Regions from separate parts of the Homo sapiens genome. Here region 2 is linked to region 1. The links are chromatin loops, found by intact Hi-C in ENCODE. Cell type or tissue: endothelial cell of umbilical vein. All regions are shown on one strand.

Region 1 (5,000 bases):
ATTAAAGAAGCAATGAATGGATAGCTGGGTAAATGAATGAATAAACAATCTTAGCGGACTCCTTTCGCAGGGACTTGGCAAGGGTTCACATTGGTGTAAGGGCGGTCTCAGTGATGCTCTCATGGATGAATGCAGTGTTCCACTGTGGCTTTTAAAAAATATATTTTGCTGGGTGAGGTGGCTCACGCCTGCAATCCCAGCACTTTGGGAGGCCAAGGCAGGTGGATCACCTGAGGTCAGGAGTGAGACCAACCTGGTCAACATGATGAAACCCCATCTGTACTAAAAATACAAAAATTAGCCGGGCAGGGTGGCAGGCGCCTGTAATCCCAGCTACTCAGGGGGCTGAGGCAGCAGAATCACTTGAACCTGGGAGGCAGAGGTTGCTGTGAGCCGAGATGGCGCCGCTGCACTCCAGCCTGGGTGACAGAGGGATACTCTGTCTGAAAAAAAAAAAAAAAAAATATATATATATATATATATATGTATGTGTGTATATATATATGTGTATATATATGTATGTGTATATATATGTGTATATATATGTATGTATATATATGTGTGTATATATATGTATGTGTGTATATATATGTGTGTGTGTATATATATATAGTCTTGCTGTCTAATATTCCACATAACCAAGCCGCAGGGCCTGTCCTCAGGGCCCCTGTCTGCAGAGCTAGCTCTGGCAGCTCCCTTCACGGATCAGGCTCTGCCAAGTCCTGCCAGCACCTGTGTGCCCTGAGCCCTCTGGTGGCCATGGCTCCCGAGCTACTGCAGCTACCACTGGTGCAGAGGGAGGCTTGGGCATCACACGTGTCCTTGGAGCTTGGACATGTCTCTCTCTCAGGAGATTTTATTTGCTCAGTGCCCAGTTGCAGATTCCTTTCTTGCCTATAACATCTTTTGATTGTTCTTCTTCCCTTTGAGGCTTATTCATGCAAAACAATCAGCAAATGACTCGTGTTCTCTTGAAATTCATAGGCTCCTGGGATTCCTTTTATTTATTTATTTCTCGGTCAAGCAGGCTGGTCCCTATCCTGAGACCTGGGAGGTGGCCCTCGAGGGTCTGGGCAGATGTGCCCCAAGGGGTGCTGCCTTCCTGTCCCCCCTCCACCTTGGGGGGAAGTGGGCAAGTGGCAGCCGCTCACCTTGAGAGTCTTGTCCTGGCTCTTGGCTAACTCCATGAGCAGGTAGGCCCCTTTGCTGTCACATAGGCGATCGGCAGAGCCCTGGAGCAGCAGGAAGGGCACAGTCAGCTTGGGGAGGGCGCGCTCCACCCGTGAGACGGCATTCAGCAGTTGGATGCCGAAGCACACCTTCAGCCCTGCCCGGCAGATCAGGGGGTCTGAGTTATAAATGTCGACCTGGAGGAAGAAGGAGAGGGTTCCATCAGCATGGGCAGGGCTCACTTCCATAAGCCAGGCCTATTTCCTGGTAGCTTTTCCTTCTGCTCTGGCCTGAAGGGTTGATTCCATTCAGGTCAGCTGGGCTTGGGCATGGCTCTGAAGGCCAGCCGTGTTCATCCACAAACCTCATCTGCACCACTGGCAGTGCCTCTCCTTTCAGGCTTGAGGGTTTCACATACACATGGGTGCCTGTAGAAAATGTCAAGTATTGGCCAGGTGTGGTGGCTCATGCCTGTAATCCCAGAACTTTGGGAAGCTGAGGCGGGCGGATCACCTGAGGTCAGGAGTTCAAGACCAGCCTGACCAACATGGTGAAACCACGTCTGTATGGGATTTTTTGTATTTTTGTAAAAATACAAAAACTAGCTGGGCGTGGTGGTGGGCACCTGTAATCCCAGCTACTTGGGAGGCTGAGGTGGGAGAATCCCTTGAACCTGGGAGGCGGACTTTGCAGTGAGCCAAGATGGCGCCACTGCACTCTAGCCTAGGCGACAGAGCAAGACTCCGTCTCAAAAAAAAATTAAAAAAAACGAAAGTTTCAAGTATTAATTTGTATTTTAAAAAATATAAGCAGCAGCATATTGTTCACATCAATTATTTTATTAAAAAGTAGCTCTGCAGCAGTTTTAGCACTTGATTTTTGTTCTCTGTCTCTGCTGATTTGGTGTCCACCTGGTGGAAGTGGATGAGGGGCAAACAGTAAACTGCAGGAACAGTTTACTGGGTTCTGTGCTGGAAAGCGAGGGCCCATGCTAGGAGCCCCTGGAGGGGCTTCGGCCAGGCACTGACAATGGGCTTTGGGGTGAGGGACGCCCAAGGGTGGGTCTGGCTGGGGTGGGCTCGGCCTCCGTGCCCCTCAGGGCTACACAGGGTGGTCAGACGCCCTGACAGGCTGTGCCCAAGGCCAACTCTCCCCCTCTACGGGATGTGGGTCCTCTCTCCTCAACCACCACCCTGTGGATCTTGCCTTTCAAGGGGCTGCTCTCTCCCCTGTCCTTGCTCTCCCTGGCCTGTCTGGGTTTCTGGCTTCACTCTTCCTGCCTCCATAAAGACAGCTCAGGCTCCACTGCCCTGATCTCTCTAGCATCTGCCCTACAGGATCGGGGAGAAGTTTCTAGGAATCTCTCAGGCCCATAGAGGGCAGGAGTGAGCCCCTGATGCTTCTTTTTTTTTTTTTTTTTTTTTTTTTTTTTTTTTTTGAGACGGAGTCTCCCTCTGTCACCCAGGCTGGAGTGCAGTGATACGATCTTGGCTCGCTGCAGCCTCTGCCTCCAGGGTTCAAGTGATTCTGCTACCTCAGCTTCCCAGGTAGCTGGGATTATAGGCGCCGGCCATCACACCCAGCTAATTTTTGTATTTTTAGTACAGACGGGGTTTTGCCATGTTGGTCAGGCTGGTCTCAAACTCCTGACCTCAGGTGATCCACCCGCCTCGGCCTCCCAAAGTGCTGGGATTATAGGCATGAGCTACCGCGCCCGGCCCCATGATGCTTCTTCATTCATGTTTGTCATCCTTGCCAGTGGGTTCTTGGTGGGTTGGGGAGGGGCCACGTGGTGAGGACTGGGTGAGGGTCAGAGAGCATGTGGGGACGAGGAAGGAACATGCTGCCAGCTGCTCCCCGGGCAACCAGGGTGCCCACTGTGCTAGGACTCAGCATTTCCAAGAACTGAGCTACACCCCTTCTGCTGCCACCCCTACAAGGCCTCGGCCAGAATTCTGGACCACACCAAGTGGGAGAGGCTGTCCTGCAGTCACCCCTGCCATCCCTGGATTCCTTCCCATGCTGGGGACTGAGCACCAAAAACCAGACCATTTGTGTAAATCCACACGAGACAGATTAGCCACTTCCTGCAGCTGAGCTGGCATGAGTCCTGCTGGGCCGGGCCATCTGCTCGGAGCCTGAGAGGACACGGGACTGGCAGGGCAGTTCATGGGGGCCCATGGCCAGGCCCAACCACAGGGGGTGCTTCCCCAGGGTCAGCCAGGAGCCCTGAGGGAAGGAGGGCTGTAGGGCCCGCAAAAGAGCCTGGGGCTTGGAGTCACCAACAGCAGCGCCATCTACCAGCCTGTGCAGGGCTGCGACATGCAGGGTCTCATTGAGTAATAAAAGTAATAATAGCTACATCTGAGCTCTGGCTGTCTGCCCGGCACTAAGTGTTTTTGCATGCAGTAACTCACTGGGCCTCCATAACTCCCCTGTATGAGGAATTGCTCTCATTCTCTCCACTACACAGAGGAGGAAACTAAGGCACAGAGAGGCTTGTCAACCTGCCTGCTGTTAGTTGCCCCAATTCTTGTTCTGCCCTACAGAACCTTGATGTTTCCTTCGGTACACAACTGCTCAGAATAGAGACTACATTTCCCAGTCTCCCTTGCAGCTAGGTGTGGTCACATGACCACGTTCTGGCCAATAGAAAGCAGGCAGGGGCTGTGTGCACATTCTGGGTTGACGGCTTATTTTCTCCTTGCCCCACAGAAAGAGTCAGGGCCGTGTGGACAAGGTTCGCCCCTGGAAGCTAGAGCAACAAGATGGGTGTCCTGATGCCAAGAAGTCACCCCCTCTCTTGGTTAAGCTGCTGTTGTTGGGGGTATGGGTTCCAGCAGGCTGGCGGTGCCCTGGGCTGGGCCACCACCCCATCCCATGCTGTCTCCAGGGCTCCCATGGGACCTGTGGGGTGGGGGCCACACCCTCGCCCCTGTTGCTAGCGATGTCTTACAACCACCTTCTTCCTGCAGCAGGCCTGCTGCTTTGCCCCGCTGACCCCAAGTGTCCTGGGCACAGCAGGCGCTCGGGGACTCTGCTTCTGAGTTTAATTGCACTGACGGCCCAAGCGGCTTCCTGCTCTTGGCTTCGTTTTCCATGTCTTGATCACGTAGGCCCTGTTTACACAATGGCCTATTCTGGGCCTGGGGCCCAGCCACCAGATGTGTCAGAGAAAGAGCAGGCCCCTGATGTGAACCACAGCCTGGACCGGAGGTGAGGGGCAGAGGGAAACTGGGACCAGGAGGTTGGGGAGGGCTGTACCACATGGGGAGACTGAGGCACAGAGGGGCCAAACCCTCCCCTCAAGTGGCAGTTCTGGCACAAGCACAATGGCCTTGATTTTTTGACAGCTTAAGATCTCAATCCACCAAAAGTCCTAGGAATGTGGCTTGTGGCTCCCAGGAAGGAGATAGCCAGGCCCCTTCCTCCCAAACCAGGCCCAAGCCCAGAACATGAGCCCATTCATTCAATAGGGACCAGAGTCAGTCCCCAAATATTCCACACTGCATGATTCCACTGATGTAATGTTCTTCACGTGACAAAACTAGAGAAACAGAGACCAGACTCACGGCTCTCAGGGCTGAGGAGGGTGTGGGGCGAGTGGGGAGGGGATGCAGCTGCAAAAGGGCAACATGAGGGGTCCTTGTGGGGATGGAGCCATCTGTGACTTGACTGTGTCAAGGTCAGTATCCTGGTTGTGATATTGTCCTGTCGTTTTGCAAAATGTCACTGCTGGGGGAAACTGGGTAATGGGTACATGGAATCGCTCTGTATTATTTCTTATAGCTGCTTGTGAGTTACAGTGATCTTAAATGAAAAATTTAACT
Region 2 (5,000 bases), 100 kb after region 1:
TCCAGTAGATGAGAAACCTCCCTGCTGCGTGATTAGTGGTAGGGCAGAATTTCATTTGAGACCAGTCCATCTTGACTCCTGGGTCAGCAGGACATAAGAACACTATCATACAACCCTCAAAACAGTGATGTACTGCAGCCAACGGTGCCCTATGGTGAGTGTCACGCAATGTTTAGAATCGTGCACTCTTCTGAGCACTGAACCTCAGCAAAGCTCTCCCAGCGTAAGGATAATTAAATTCTAAAGTAGGCCTACCCTGAAGTTATTCAACTAGAAAATTACAAGCCACAGCAAAGATGTATTTCCATATAAATGTGCGAAAGCAAATCCAGCATCCACCAGCCTGAAACAGACGGGGACGGAGAGCCTGGTGCATTTACCACCTAATTTATCATGCTGCTAACATCTCTCTTTGGGCACTTATCACATTCCCCCGGGGCGACTGCCTGCCTTACCCAGCCTGCTAAGCTGAGAGGTTCTGGAAGGCGGATGCCTTACCCACTCTGCAGAGCTCCGTGGGAGGCCTGCAATCCACTGGTGTGCTTGAGGACAGGGTGGCAGAGGAGAAGCCTGTGATGCTGTGCAGTCCCCAGGCACGAGAGGCCATGCTGTGCCACATACATGACTGTCACTGTTGGCTGTGTGACCGCATCAAAATCGTCTCTCCAGTTGTCTTTCACCATCCCTCTGCAGAGGGTGTATCCCAGGACTGCTTTCCACTCAGCTTCTGGGACATTCTGTGTGGCTGTCCCTGAGAACACCTGGGCAAAGCTGAGAATCCTCCTGGCTTTTTGCAGGCAAAAAAAAAATGTTCCTGAGGCGAATAAGAGAACCATGTCTCCTAAGTAATATTCCCCTCGACCTGTCAAGACTCAGTCTAGTCTTGCTCCGCATGCAGCCTATTTTCTGAGCTGGAAGGCTCCTGAAAATAGAAACTCAGGGTGAAAAGATGGAGGTTGAACACAATCCTTTTATTATGGCTGTCTATGATTCCTTATTTATATGCCTAAGACATATAATGCCTAAGACATCCGGAATGTCACTAGACTCCTCAAATATTCCAGATTAGAAAAACAAACAACATAAAAATCAACTTTTTTTTTGAGACTTGGTCTTCTTCTGTCACCCAGGCTGGAGTGCAGTGGTGTAATCATGGCTCACTGCAGCCTCAAACTCCCGGGCTCAAGCGGTCCTCCCACCTCAGCCTCCTGAGTAGCTGGGACTATAGGCGCGAGCCACCACTGCCCAGCTGATTTTTATTTTTTGTAGAGACAGGGTTTCACCATGTTGCCCAGATTGGTCTTGAACTCCTGAGTCAAGTGATTCTCCCACCTGGGCTTCCCAAAGTGCTGGGATTACAGGCATGTGGGCCCACCATACCTGGCCCACCGTACCTGGCCCAAAATTCTTTATATAGCATATATTTCTCCAGTGTATCTCTAACCTTCATCTCCAACTTTGCCCAGGTTGATGTCATCCAGAGCAGCAAGGGGTGTGTGACATTTCATTGTGAAACAGATATATGTATTAAAAAGTACAAACAACTGATCTGCACAGGTCAAATAATCATAACAGGTGGAAACCCGATGTACCTACTAACAGTCAAAGACACAGAGCACATGACCAGCACCTTGCAAGCACAGTGCATACCTTTCTCCCTGCAGGAGCAACCCACTGTCCAGAGTTTTGTGATAATCACTCTTTTGCTTTTCTTCGTATCTATGTATGCAGGAAAGCAGGAGCCTGTTCAGGTTCTCTATGCGTCAGACTCTAGCCCATGAAGTGAATTCTTTGGGTGCCATAAAACAGGCAGCACGTCTCTCTGAGCTCCCACCTTCAGCTTCAGCCTCTGCTTTGCTCTGAGTCACAGTCCTGGGGCTCCGAAGTACCCTGCTGGGACCCCAGGGCCCTGTTCTTGCCTCTGTGGCCCCTGCCTGTCCTCTTGTGGAGCTGCCACTGGACTCTGGGTTCCAGGACTTCCTCCTTGGACAGGCCCTTTGCTGAGTCTTCACTTCTCTTGGATTTGTTCTTTCCATTCCCTCTGCTGTCACTCCCAGACCTTATTACCCCAACAGCCTGAACAATCCCAACAGCCTCCTAACTCCACACCCTGCCCCCAGTTTCCCCCACTCAAATCTGTGCTCACACAAATGCCATATTCCTGTTGTGTCAACAGCCAAAATCACTGATGTCTCTGCACTTACATCATCTCCCCGCACCTTTGTGTGGCCTCTCCTCCACTCAGGATGCCCTTCCCATCCTCCTCACCTGCAGGAAGGTTCCTATCAGTAGGAGGCTGGGCTCCACAGCCTTTCCAGGTACCCCAGTCACTGGGGCCCTGGTCAGGGTGTCCACAATGAAGTGAGGTCACAGGTGGTGCAGCCAAGCTGGAGAGCACCCGAGGGAAGCTGAGGGCAGAGCAGGGGAGCAGTCTCAGGAGCATTGCCTTTCAAGCCTGCAGCTGGATTCCCACGATGAAGGGAGAACTTGGAGCCAAACACCAAAGGCCTAGATAGGGCCCTGCCCAGTGTCCCTGAGTCCATGGACTCATTGTTCTCTCGAGGACACATTCTTAGGACATCATAGAACATGTAATGCAAATTGCCAGGGACCAAGTGCTCCTAAGAAGCCAGGGAGGACACTCACGGCTGTGGAGCATCTACGTGCCCCAGAAACTCACCCATTATCTCAGCAGGTCCTCCTCCTGGCCCTTTGACATAAGTAGCCTGAGCATCAGTTTTCCAGATGAGGAAACTGAGGCTTCCAGGGGTGAGTGAAGCTATTCGTTAGGATCAGAAGAGCCGGGCCTCGAATGTGGACTCTCCCAACTTCGAATCTGCACTTTGCCCTTTCTACCACCCTCAAGACCAGCTCCAAATCCTGCCCTCACCACTCACCAGTCATGGGATTTCTGATGCTTCCAGAACTCCTCTGAAACTACCCTGCCTCCCTCAGAGTGGGTGAGAAGGTGAAAGAGATTACGCACACGAACAGCATTTTGCCAGCTGTATCCTACTACAAGTGGGCTACCTCAAGTCCTTTCTCAGCACAAGATGTGTGTAAATACACCAGGTTGAATGAGTGAATGAAATCCACCAGTCAACTCTCTTTCCTCTTTCCTGATTCCTGGCTGATGTCTCATCTCCCGGCTGTGCCTCAGGAAGAGACAGTGAATCAGGCATCTTGGCAGCCCCCAAGCAGCTCACTACAGTAGTACCGGCAAAGGAAGGGCTTCATATTTATGAAATGAATAGATGACCCCATGTCTGCATATGATCATGAATGCATTTAACACTGTCCTGTGGTAGCCCAGTCTTAATATTCACAAAAGAGAAGATGGTCTTTATGGTAGACTGCAAACTGATTGCCCCAAACTGCATTCTCTCTTCTGTAGTTACAGAGTTTTATAGAATTTTAACTGTTCATATGGCTGCCCAGATAGAGACCATATTTCCCAGACTTCCCTGCAGCTAGGTGTGGCCGTATGACTAAGTTATGCCAATAGAATATGAATAGAAGTGACGTATGCAATTTCTACAACACCTACTTGAAATAATCTGCTTGCCTTAGACTTGCTCTTTCTCCTCCCCATGGTCAGGAACACAGAGAAGGCAATGACCAGCTTTGGTGATTGAACCACACTCTAAGTGGTGGTGGGGCAACAAGATGGAAGGAACCTAGGTCCCTGAATGGCCATGTGGAGCCCAGTGACCCTACCAACTTGGACTGCTCACCTCTGGACTGCTAAGTGAGAGCAAAATAAACCTCTCTCTTATTTCAGCCACTAAATTTTGAGGTCTCTGTGCTCAGCCTGCACCTTAACAAATGCAGACTATCATTAATAAGACCCCTTACATGGGGAATAGCCAGTTGACTTGAGTTCAGATCTAGGCTCTGTGACTTCCTACTTCTGTGAGTTTGGGCAAGTTGCTGAACTACTGTTTCTTCATCTGTGAAATGAGGAGAACCATAGGACCTGTAGTGAGAATTAAACAACATAGAATATACACAATAAAGTTGGCTACTGTTATGGCTACTGTTATAATCATCTTATCAAAATGTTTTCCTGCCTGTGGAGCCCCAGCCAGGCTACCCGTGCATTAGTCAGCCTATACCAGAGGAAACAGCTTTTATGTTGGTCCCCTGTGTGGTTAGTTATGTGTCTTCCTGCCACAACTGATCTTATGTCCTCACATTCATTTTCATGCAAAAGCCCTAGCAAGCCAAGTGTGGTAGTAAGAACTACCCACTGGTTGGCCTGGGAACTTACTGGTAACAGTCAGAGCATGTGCTTCACCCCCTGAGGTGTCTAAGCATTGTAGCCAACAAGAAATCCCTTCAACTGCCTTTCCCTCCTCTAAACTCAGCTCAGAGTCCCGTAGAGCTCACCGGGTACCAGGCCAGCTTCAGAAGAAGCTGCTGATAAATTTAGAAGTCAGAGAGAGTACGTATAGTCAGAGAGAGAAGAGCAATGCTACTAATTAAAAAGGGGTAATGAGCCAGGTGCGGTGGCTCACGCCTGTAATCCCAGCACTTTGGGAGGCCAAGGCAGGTGGATTGCCTAAGGTCAGGAGTTCTAGACCAGCCTGACTAACATGGTGAAACCCCATCTCTAGTAAAAATACAAAAACTAGCCAGGCCTGATGGCAAGCGCCTGTAATCCCAGATACTCAGGAGGCTGAGGCAGGAGAATCGCTTGAACCCAGGAAGTGGAGGTTGCAGTGAGCCGAGATAGCGCCATTGCACTCCAGCCTGGGCAACAAGAGTGAAACTCCATCTCAAAAAAAAAAAAAAAAAAGGAGTGGGGGTAACGGCCAGGCGCGGCGGCTCACGCCTGTAATCTCAGCACTTTGTGAGGCTGAGGCTGGTGGATCACCTGAGATCAGGATTTCAAGACCAGCCTGACCAACATGGTGAAACCCCATCCCTACTAAAAATACAAAATTAGCCAGGCCTGGTGGTGCATGCCTGTAATCTCAGCTACTTGGGAGGCTGAGGCA

Evidence for each region. Peaks named below come from ENCODE experiments on the same cell type or tissue, not always from the same donor. Only the 100,000 strongest peaks of a DNase experiment are listed, where the experiment ranks them.
Region 2: a loop joins it to region 1, with 5 times the contacts of the local background. A loop is called at or near these places in 4 of 110 quality-filtered maps.

The regions. Positions count from the first base shown.
Region 1 is chr3:127,693,824-127,698,823 of GRCh38, forward strand. MGLL (monoglyceride lipase) reads right to left here. Exons shown (of 8, transcript NM_007283.7): 7 at 1,152-1,367. Among named protein-coding and RNA genes, the nearest start is that of ABTB1, 23 kb to the left of the region's middle. In endothelial cell of umbilical vein, CTCF peaks have their summits at 750 (motif pointing left), 2,537 and 3,467; DNase peaks (open chromatin) are centred at 3,578, 3,758 and 4,268; H3K27ac peaks cover 2,261 bases.
Region 2 is chr3:127,796,523-127,801,522 of GRCh38, forward strand. The region is part of intron 2 of MGLL (monoglyceride lipase); the gene reads right to left. Among named protein-coding and RNA genes, the nearest start is that of MGLL, 23 kb to the right of the region's middle. In endothelial cell of umbilical vein, no CTCF peak of the experiment used is centred here; DNase peaks (open chromatin) are centred at 3,119 and 4,139; H3K27ac peaks cover 3,220 bases.